Regions from separate parts of the Mus musculus genome. Here region 1 is linked to region 2. Evidence: chromatin contacts called from ENCODE Hi-C or POLR2A ChIA-PET data. All regions are on one chromosome and are shown on one strand. The core of a region is the stretch at or near the end of the contact, and the rest is flanking DNA. Distances in the headings are between cores, read along the strand shown. Region 1 holds the start of Prmt6 (protein arginine N-methyltransferase 6). Region 2 holds the start of Fam102b (family with sequence similarity 102, member B).

The links. Hi-C counts contacts between places; a loop is a spot of excess contacts on that map. ChIA-PET counts read pairs that join two places held with the same protein, here RNA polymerase II (POLR2A).
Region 1: a map of T-helper 2 cell shows a loop between it and region 2 (6-fold over the local background). The contact joins the promoter of Prmt6 here to the promoter of Fam102b in region 2. A Hi-C loop is called at or near these places in 1 of 37 maps with a recorded cell type or tissue (T-helper 2 cell). POLR2A ChIA-PET finds 5 or more read pairs at or near these places in 1 of 5 experiments (embryonic stem cell).

The regions. Positions count from the first base shown.
Region 1 is chr3:110,248,243-110,253,488 of GRCm38, reverse strand. It overlaps Prmt6 (protein arginine N-methyltransferase 6), which reads left to right and starts at 2,490. Exons shown (of 1, transcript NM_178891.5): 1 at 2,490-4,964. The coding sequence starts at 2,518. The coding sequence ends at 3,654.
Region 2 is chr3:109,025,704-109,031,167 of GRCm38, reverse strand. It overlaps Fam102b (family with sequence similarity 102, member B), which reads left to right and starts at 3,561. Exons shown (of 11, transcript NM_001163567.1): 1 at 3,561-3,983. The coding sequence starts at 3,847.

The DNA of each region.
Region 1 (5,246 bases), core at 1,241-3,740, 1.2 Mb before region 2:
TCCTATAACACACAAGCAAAATAGCAAAAGTTAATTAATTAATTAATTAACTCTTCAAAAGTGAAACACTAAACACACCCAAAAGGGAAGCTGGCGGTTTGAGATCAGAATAAGAGAAGTATAGGCTAAGGGAAAGCTCATTGTGTGTTATCAAATTCTCACATTTATAACTAATCTCATGTGCTCTTCTAGGCGTTACTTCATTAACGGAAGATAAGAAACCAAGGTAAAAAGGAAGAATACCTATTTTATGGATTTTCAGTTATAGGTTGCTGAGCCCTGACTATTGAAAATAATGATATAAGATTTAATTAAATCAAAATTAGCCATAATCATCTGGTTTCACATTATGATTCCCCAGCAGCTTTAAAAACTAGATGCCCGAGTTCCCCTGAGTGGCTCTCATTTAGCTGGGTTGAGGTGGACCCTAGCATGGGTATTTCAATAAAGCTCCATGGAGGGTTCTAATGAGCCAGGACTGGGAGCCTTGAGATTACAAGTACAGCTGAGGATTTCACATTAATAAACCAATTTCATTAGCGACACTGATAGAGAGAAAAGGGGAAGAAATTCTGTTGCCTAGAAGTTTAATGTAGTTAAGTATTTTTAACACACACACACACGCTAAAAGCCCATTTTCTTTTGTGTGATCAGTTTTTAAGCTTGAAAAATATTATTCTTAATAAGAAAGTAGTTTAACATCTTTACATTTATTAATTTTATTTTTTTTGTCTCTATGTTTGGACATCACATACATACTTGATACTCTTGGAGGCCAAAGGAAGGCAACAGGTCCCCTGGGACTGCGGTTAAAGCCAACTGAGAGCATTCATGTGGATATTCTAATCTAACCTGGGTCTTCTGGAAGAGCAGCCAGTGCTGTCCATTGCTCCTGTTCCAGATACCAGTACACATTCTTTAAATTATTGTTTTTATGTTATGGCCAATGAAGAGATTAATTTATTGTTAACCAAGCTTCTTTTTGACTAACAGAAAAAATAAAATAACTGAGCCTGTGGGTATCAATTCTGGCTTTAAAAGGAGATATAGCAGAATTTTTTTTAAAAGTGAATTGCATTGGAAAAGAAGTCAAAAGAGATGAGTTTCACCATTTCTCCAAGCAAGTGTTTTTACACAGATACATAGATTTAAGTGTATGTATGTGTATATATAAGCTGGTCACCAAAGACACTGGAAATGGGTTTGAGAATATCATACCCTTGATGTTAATTGTTCTTTAGTTTGAACTACAGAAGTTTCAGAACAGGACTCAAGACCAAGTAAACTATTCTCCAGAGACACAGTGGTGGCTGATACATTTCATGGCCACAGCACTTCTTCAGTATTTGCCCTGGAGCTTAACGTACCTCAGGGATCACTTTGGACTCAGAATCAAGATCTTGTATTATTTGGTTTTCACTTTGCGTCATACATATTCTTTGTATCCTAACTCTGGTTAGAACAGAGAGTTTGGTGAGTTACAACTGTCAGAGAAGGGACAAGAACTGTGCCACATAATTCAGTAGTGGGGGGCGGGGGAGGTCCTGTGAGGGAAACATAGACTTGTAGCTGTAAGTGGTGTGCCTACATCAAGAATGTGTAAAAATGAGTGTAGTGACTATTCCTGGCTATCATCAACTAGACTATATCTGGAGTGAACTACAGTCCAGAATTGGAAGGCTCACTCACCTGTGATCTTGAGGCTGAAAGACACAGGTTTCTGACTTGAACCGAGTGGAGGTTTTTTTGTTTGTTTATTTTTTCTTTGAGGCAGGGTTTCTCTGTGTAGCCTTGGCTGTATTAGAACTCACTCTGTAGACCAGGCTGGCCTCGAACTCAGAAATTCGCCTGCCTCTGCCTCCCAAGTGTTGGGTTTAAAGGCGTGAGCCACCACGCCCGGCCTTGGCAGGAAGATCTTGAGGCATATGGCCATGAAAAGTTTAGCCTCAGGCAAGGTAGTACATGCCTTTAATCCCAGGAAACTTGAGACAAAAGCTCAAGGTCAGCCTGGGAAAAGGAAGTCCCAGATCCGGAAGTGGTGATACACACCTTTATTCTGGGACACACCTGCGGGAGGCCTACATAAGGTCACTGGAAGAAGGAAAACTCACTTTTTCTGCCAGGACGCCGTGTGGGACTGAGCAGCTGCTAGATCCTTGGATTTTCATTCACAGCTGCTGCTGACCATCTTTGGGGACTACAGATTGTAAGTCATCAACAAATTCTCTTACTCTACAGAGGCTACCCATACGTTCTGTGACTCTAGAGAACCCTGACAAGGGGTAAAAGGAAAGGGCAAAAACTGAAAGGATCTCGGGAAAATAGTGTGGTCTTAGAGAACAACTTGTCATGGCGTTAGAGGAAAATAACGGTGTGCCAAGATTGACTCTGGTTGAGCCTCTGCCCTCAGGAAGCGGGATGCAGGAAGCGGACTACGAATCCCAGCAGGCCCCGGGGACTCTGAGCCTGCGCACCGCACCGCGCAACGAATGCTGGGGGTCGGCTGCCGGGGCCAAGATGTCGCTGAGCAAGAAAAGAAAGCTTGAGTCGGGGGACAGCGGAGGCGCCGGCGCCGGAGGGGAGGGAGCCGAGGAGGAAAATGGCGGGGAGCAGGAGGCGGCCCCGCCACGACCCCGGAGGACCAAGAGCGAGCGGGACCAGCTGTACTACGAGTGCTACTCCGACGTCTCGGTCCACGAGGAGATGATCGCCGACCAGGTCCGCACCGAAGCCTACCGCTTAGGCATCCTGAAGAACTGGGCCGCGCTGCGAGGCAAGACGGTGCTGGACGTGGGCGCGGGCACCGGCATTCTCAGCATCTTCTGTGCCCAGGCCGGGGCACGGCGCGTGTACGCGGTGGAGGCCAGCGCCATCTGGCAACAGGCCCGGGAGGTGGTGCGGCTCAACGGGTTGGAGGACCGCGTGCACGTCCTGCCGGGCCCGGTGGAGACCGTGGAGCTGCCGGAGCGAGTGGACGCCATCGTCAGCGAGTGGATGGGCTACGGACTTCTGCACGAGTCCATGCTGAGCTCCGTGCTCCACGCGCGGACCAAATGGCTGAAGGAGGGCGGTCTCCTCCTGCCAGCTTCCGCGGAGCTCTTCGTGGCCCCGATTAGCGACCAGATGCTCGAGTGGCGTCTGGGTTTCTGGAGCCAGGTGAAGCAGCACTATGGCGTGGATATGAGCTGCATGGAGAGCTTCGCCACGCGCTGCCTCATGGGCCATTCGGAGATCGTGGTGCAGGATCTGTCCGGAGAGGACGTGCTGGCCCGGCCGCAGCGCTTTGCCCAGCTCGAGCTGGCCCGAGCCGGCCTGGAGCAGGAGCTGGAGGCTGGTGTGGGCGGGCGCTTCCGCTGCAGCTGCTATGGTTCCGCGCCTCTACATGGTTTCGCCGTCTGGTTTCAAGTGACCTTTCCCGGAGGGGACTCGGAGAAACCTCTGGTGCTGTCCACCTCGCCTTTTCACCCGGCCACCCACTGGAAGCAGGCGCTCCTCTACTTGAACGAGCCGGTGCCGGTGGAACAAGATACGGACATTTCCGGAGAGATCACCCTGCTGCCCTCCCCGGACAACCCCCGGCGTCTGCGCATACTTCTGCGCTACAAAGTGGGAGACCATGAGGAAAAGACCAAAGACTTTGCCATGGAGGACTGAGCGTTGCCTTTTCTCCCCCTCCACCTTCTTCGGAAGGTCCGAAGAGAAAGGGAGATCGCCTATGCAAGTTGGGGACATAGCTGTCTCTTTTACCTCACCGCTCCAGTCTTCATTTGAGGACATTCTTCTGGCAGTGTTTATTTTAAAAGTGAGCATCCCTGACCAAGGACTGATGCAGTGTGCTTACTAACGGGCTTTTAAACCTGGAAAGCATGTAGTATAAAGAAACTCTTGTATTTCTGTTTCTTTTGTTTAACTGCCGGGGTTGGGGGGGGGGCAATAAATGTGATCTTTTTATAATTGGTCCACGAGCTAATCTGACACCTCCCCATCCCTATCAGTATGAAACTGGGAGAAAGGCAACATGGTCTGATTACATTTCAGAAACTTGCAGAATGATTTTTAAAGCTGTTTCTTTCAGCTGGAATTCTCTCAAGTCTTGAGTGCCTACCTGTGCTTCCTTATATTCTAACGTTCATATTGTTAGTAAGGAAGTGGGGCACAGGAGAAGTATTTTAAATAACCCTGCTCTCCTTACGCTTAATTCACGGAGTGCTAAATTTGATGAACCTTAGTAAAATGGCTTAATTTTACAGCCTGCCTAGGCAATTCTGAGAGTGACAGGAGAAAAGGTCTGAAAGTGAAATAGTGATGGGGTGTTAATATTTTTATTTTGACTTTCAAGACTGAGCCGAGAAAACCTATGTTTTATAATATAAATATTTTTGTGACTCTTGTAAAGCAGTCTGATAGGGAAGGTTGCTGAACCTAGCCCAAGGGCGGACCCTTTACCTCTTGTGCTGGCTTTATTTAAGCACAGGTCTAATTCTGTATGAAAGGAACGCGAGCACTCTAATCTAATAAAAGTTCCTGTCTTCAGTTCTTCTTAGTTCAGACAACTGTGAACAGTGTGCATTTGGGGAGCTCCCTTACAATGATGTGTGAGTCAGATTGTCACATTTACTTCACATATTTCCTTTCCCTCCTTTCTGTGGCAAATAAAACGGCATTCTCACTTTTTATAGCTGAGGTCTTTAGACGTTTTGTGTGTGGTCTGTGAGTTTACTATAATGCTGCTACTTGTCTTGGTGTCAAAGCTCCTGCAGAACTCAGCTTCAGAACAGCTCAAATGATGATTAACATGGTTTTGAGCTCTAGCTGTGTAAGACTTAACGGGTGTGGAAAACTGCTGTTCTTAAGTACTATTGAATTTCACTTTTTGTAACCTTGGTTCTGTTTTTGGCTTTTTAAAAACATTGTATATTAAATTGCTAAAGTATTAAAACTAATTTGCTGGGGCTCTATTTTGAAGGAAAAATACAAATATAAAACCACCAGTTTCACAAAACAAGCATATTTTGATATCAGAATACTTAACATCTTTTATAAATGCTTGGTTTAGAGGTTTAAAAAGTTCCTTTGGGGTCTCCTATGTTTTTAATCAAGCTTTCGCCTATAGTGATTGCTGGTGATTTTGATTAGCCTTTCTATAGCAATTCCTGTAGTATTTAAATGTCTGGAATCCTTTTCTGCATAATTCTGTAAATACAAGTACTATATCCACCCTCCCTCCAACCCCTCAAAAAAAGACA
Region 2 (5,464 bases), core at 2,312-4,811:
TGACACGTCTAAACCACATTTCTCAGGCTCCTTTACTCTCAGTGTGGGCTGGCTTGGGATCATGGGAAGCACCTGCAGGAGATCAGAACAGAGGAGGCGAGGGGTGGCGGGGCTGTTTCTCCCAGCCTCTCTGCCTGGGCTTGGCACAGTTCAGAATCCTTTCATAGAGCCTTCCTCTTGTAAATACTGGAGTACTGGACTGCTTCCTGCCTTCGTCCTGACTCATGCCAGGTGTTTAATCATCAAACTGTAGGCTGCCTTCCAGTGTCACTACAGCTGGAGATCCTTATAAAATGCAGATCTGAATATGCCACGCCTCTGGTTTAAGACAACAATGGCTCTCGATTATACCGGTTTCCAAGTAGGACTCTAAACTGCACACAGACAGAACTAATTTCGGTTCCCTCTGCAACATAGTATCTCTTCCTCTGAGCCTCTCAGCATGAGAATAGGATAGAAATTGAATTGTTCCCCACCCGTCAGGCCTCAACTCTAAGGTCACTAATCCCAGAAAGCCTTTCACAAGCTTACTTAACTCGGCTAGCAGGTGTTATCTTTCTTCTATCACAGCCGGCTCCCTTCTCCATCACTTACAGATCACTAGCTGTTACATTACACTACAACTCTGCTCATTTTTCCATGTCCTCCATAGGATGTAGCATCTGCGATGCACCTCAGATCTATTAGGTGTTCAACACGTAATAGGAGCTCAGTAAGTACTAGAAAGTTCCTGGATACTGCTAAAAGGTTTGAACCCTCCTTGGACTAATGTCAGCTCTCATTCAATGACAAAAATCAGAAAAACCCTTTTAATCATCCTTGCTCATAGCTACCTTCCGCTCACTTGCAGGACCATTTTAAAATCGCTTTGCTAAGATGATCTTTTATGGGAAATTCTCTTGCCAAGGTTACCAATGACCTATGAGCTCTTCAATTCTATAACTTCTTTTCAGGATTTGCAGTGCATGTGTGTGTGTGTGTGTAGGCCAGAGGTCAACATCTGGTGTTTATATCAATCGTTCTTCAATGCCTTTTTGAGACAGGATCTCTCATTCAACCTAGAGCTTGCTAATTTGGTTAAACTGGCTGCCAGCAAGCCCCAAGAATCCTCCTGTCTCTGCATCCAGTCCCCCAGCAGATCTTAACTAACGTTACAGGGTTTGAATTCTCTCTTGGCTTTCAGGCCATCTCTCTTGGTCTTTCTCTTTCTCAGGCTGCTTGTTCTTGGAAGCCTTCACAATCACCTCCCCCTCCATCTGCCCATTAAATATTCTCCAGGGCAGCTCACTCCTACCCGCCTTTTGGGCTTCCGCCATCAGTGACTACCACAATTCCCAAATGCATATTTTCAACCTTAACCTTTCACAGGCACGAAGGCTCAGCCTTGCTCCCTGTAAACAGCACAGATTCTCATTATTTCCCCTATCCCCAGCCTGCCCTCCTGATCGCAATGTTCAGGCCCTCTGCTTCTGCAAGCTACAGACATCAAAGTCCACTAACACTTCCCCCATCTCTTTCTGACCCACAAGGCAGCAAAATTCCCCTCGCCCAAGTAGTAGTCTGAATCTTTATTTCTCCTACTTCTTCACCTGGAACACCTCCTACTTTCTCCCAAATCCTAGGTAAAATCCATAAAGCCATCACTTTATTCATTCAGTTCATCACTTCTTATTCCAAGTTGTACTTCGTTTAAATTTAGGACTTTTTTCTGTCTTAGGTTTTGCCTTTTTTAAATTGTTATGTAGTGTTATTCTTGTGCGGGGTGTGAGAGGTGTGTGTATGTGTGTGTGTGTGTGTGTGTGTGTGTGTGTGTGGGTGTGTGTGTGTGTGTGAAAGCATGCATGCCATGGTGGTGTTCGGGCCTCAGAGGACAACTTTGTGAAGCTGGTTCTCTTTCCACTTTTCCATGGCTTCTCAGGATTGAAGTCACACTGTGGACGCTCCTGAGGTCCGGCTTGCACTGAGGCTCTTTACCCACCGACATTTCTCTGCAGTCCAGTTTTGTCTTTAAAAGGTCTAAAAAAATACATTTATTTATTTATTTATTTATATAATGCAAGTGTATTTGTAGGTGTGCATGCCTTACAGTGAACCTATGGATGGAGGTCAGAGGCCAATCTGCGGGATTAGCTAGTTGCTTCTTTCTGCCATGTGAATTCCAGGGATGAAACTCATGTCCTGCAAGTTCCTTTAACACTGATCCATCTTGGCCAGGCCAGGACTTTAAAATTATTACAAGCAGGTTTTGGGTTTTGGTCATGGAATCTATCTAGCCAGTAACTGGTGGTTTAGGCAATTAAAATATTTTATATGAATAAATAAATAAATGGGCTGGAGAGATGGCCCAGCAGCTCCAAAGGGACTTGGTTCACTTCTCAAATCCACAGGGCAGCTCACGACTGTCCCGTTTAAGAGTATCAGACACACTTTATGGTCTTTGCAATTACCAGACACACATGTAGTTCACAGGCCTGTAACACAGGCAAGAGACCCAGACACATCAATTGAATTTTTAAAAAACGTAAAGGAATGATCTACAAAGAGGATTCTTTTGAACTACACCTTTTCAAAAATTAAAAAGGCCAGATGCCAGGCTGGGGATGTAGCTCAGTTGTGAGGTAGCTTGCTAGCATGCATGAAAGTCCTGGGTTCGATTCCTAGAACTGCATAAACATGACATGGCGGCACATCCCTATCACCCTGACATGGGGATCACAAGTTCAACATCATCCTTGATTACATGGGGAGTTTGAAGCCAGCCTGAGCTAGAGACCTTGACTACAAACCAAACCAAACAACAGTACCTAAAAACACCACCACCCCTCAAAAACAGTACGCAATTAAATTGATAACATACGTTTTAACAGTAGATACTGTGTGGGGGGGGGGGGGACAATTGATATTCATCTAAAAAGAATTTTTTAAGTATGCCTTTAGAATCTGACTTCATGTGTTCACAGTATGTACAGATTTTAAAGGGGAAAGTATTTTAACTCCTCTGGTCCTTTTTCTTTCCTGGGTGACAGAAATTAAATAAACAAGCCATCAATGACGGGAAACACAAGGCACAGCCCCTTGCTTGGGCACTTGGTGTGGCCACAGCAAATTTTAATCTTTTCCTTTCTCCTAGCTGACTTTCATCTAATGTTTAAGAGCTAGTGGGGTTTAGAGACCCTACAGAAGATTTTTAGGTTTGGGATTCTATTTGTCTCTATTTATCTTCAAACCCAGAGGCCGTGAAATCACTGGAGGGGGAGGGGAAGAAAGGGGGGCGGTGCAAACCCAGAAAGGAAAGGCGCAGAGGAAGCTGCACAAGGAAGCTTTTTCGGCTGGGTTTGTCTTTTTTTAACCCCGGGGAGGCGTGCCGAGCTCGCTGCTGTCGCGTGTTAGCTTGCCCAGCTTCCCCGGCGGGGCGCGCGCCCGCCCGGAGCTCCTCCGCCCTCCGCGGACCGCCCGCTTCCGCGCTGGGTGCGCTTCCGGCTGCGGCCGCTGGGGGCGCCCCGGGCAGGGAGGCGGCAGCGACCGTTCTCCTAGCGGCGCCTCTCTCTCTGCTCGCGATCAGACGGGCGGCGGCGGCGGTACGGAAAGGGCGCCCACTCCCCGGGCGAGCTGCAAGGCGACCGCTCCTCGCGGGCGGCCGGGGTCCGCGCTGCAGCCGCCGGTGCTCTCAGGCCCGGGCTGCCGCGACAGGCGGCCCCGGCTCCCGCCGACTCGCGGCGCCCCCCGGCTGCGCCCCCACGCGCCGCTCGCGGCCCGGGCCATGGGGCTGGGCGGATCCGAGGCTCGGCCGAGCTGAGGCGGCGGCGCCCGTCCGCGCAGCCCGCTCGCCGGCGCCTGGCCCTCACGATGATGAAGAAGAAGAAGTTTAAGTTTAAGGTGGACTTCGAGCTCGAGGAGCTCTCCTCGGTGCCCTTCGTCAACGGGGTCCTCTTCTGCAAGATGCGGCTGCTGGACGGCGGCAGCTTCACCGCCGAGTCCTCCAGGTAAGGAGCCTCGGGAGCTGCTCTCCCGCGGCTGCCCGCAGGCAGGGGCTTCTTGCACGGCCAGCATCCCTTTCTATGCTTGGCCCCTTTGCTCTGTCGAGCTGCCAGCTCGGTGAGCTCATCGTCCTCCAGAGACGAGTCTGAAATCAGCCAGAGCATCGAACAAACGGCACCAAGTGCTTCGCAGTGGGCTGGGCTGGTTGTCCCGCGCGCCTATCTTCAGGTGGCCCCTGAGTCTGCTTTCCCCCCAGTTCTTCAGGAACGGTGGAGACACAGAAAGGATGCTTCTGGTTTGTCCAAAGACATTTCCCATATTTGCAAAATCCAAAGTAGACCGTAAACCTTAGAGAAGCGAAAATGACCCAAACTGTTACAGTCCAAGAGCTCCCACTCGGAACCGCCTGTGGTTGACGTAATTACTGAGACTTTACTGGGACTTAGGGTGGCCACGATAGAGCTTGGGATACGCCTGGTCGGGCTTGTCTTGAGTCAAGCGTTCCTGGCAGACGAGACTATGTAGTCTTTGGCTTGCCTTAGAGCTATGTCTCCAGTTAATGTGCTTATATTCTCAATTACCCATCTTCAAGTGGCCACTAGTGGGTCTCAGTGAAAGACTTAGAATCAAGAGAGCCCAGACCTTATCCTCCATGTCCTTTTAAAATGAGCACCTAGACACTGGGAAAGAATCTGACAGCAGGTGACAGAACGCAGCCATGTATGGCAGGATTCCTTGAGTAATTTAAGGGCAGGTTACACATTGATAGATTTGCTCTTAGATATTTTTCTCTACAGAAAAACAAGATACATGAAAGAAGTTTTGGAATGAACTTTTAAGTTCTTAAAGTCAAGGAGAAGGGGCTAGTCGTCAATATATGTTTTGTCTACGTAAACTTCATTTTTACCCTAAAAAATATTCTTTTTATCTGCTGTTCCATTAATAATGTAAAGGAAAAAATGTCAATGGGTTGTGGGACGGAAGCCAGAAAACTGCCCTCTCTGGCAATAATGAATCCCGTGGAAGCCAGGAAACGCCAAATTGCCTAAATGAACAGATGTACGCGGCACTATTGATCCTCAAATTTATTTTTAAAAATCCACTGAGGATAATTTTCAATATTTAACTGTGATGACAAACCTGTAGACATTCAGCTAATTGATTATACAACCATTTTAACACTGCTGTCAGAGAACAATGAACTGTGGAGAGGAAAAAACTACATGCATACATACATACACACACACACACGCGCGCGCGCGCGCGCGCGCGCGCGTGTGTATGTGTGTAAAACTTCCTAGCTCTTGCAATGGAAATCCTGAACACCATGCGGGGGTCAAGTGACAGCCTTACTCTGAGGCCTAGACAAAGTTTTCCTGGAGGGTTCTTTTCCCCCTCCCCCAAGTTGGAACAGATAGACGTAAGCCTCTGCCTCAATGGTGCCACCTGGTGGTCAGAACATGGGCCTACCTACCTTCTTTCTTTT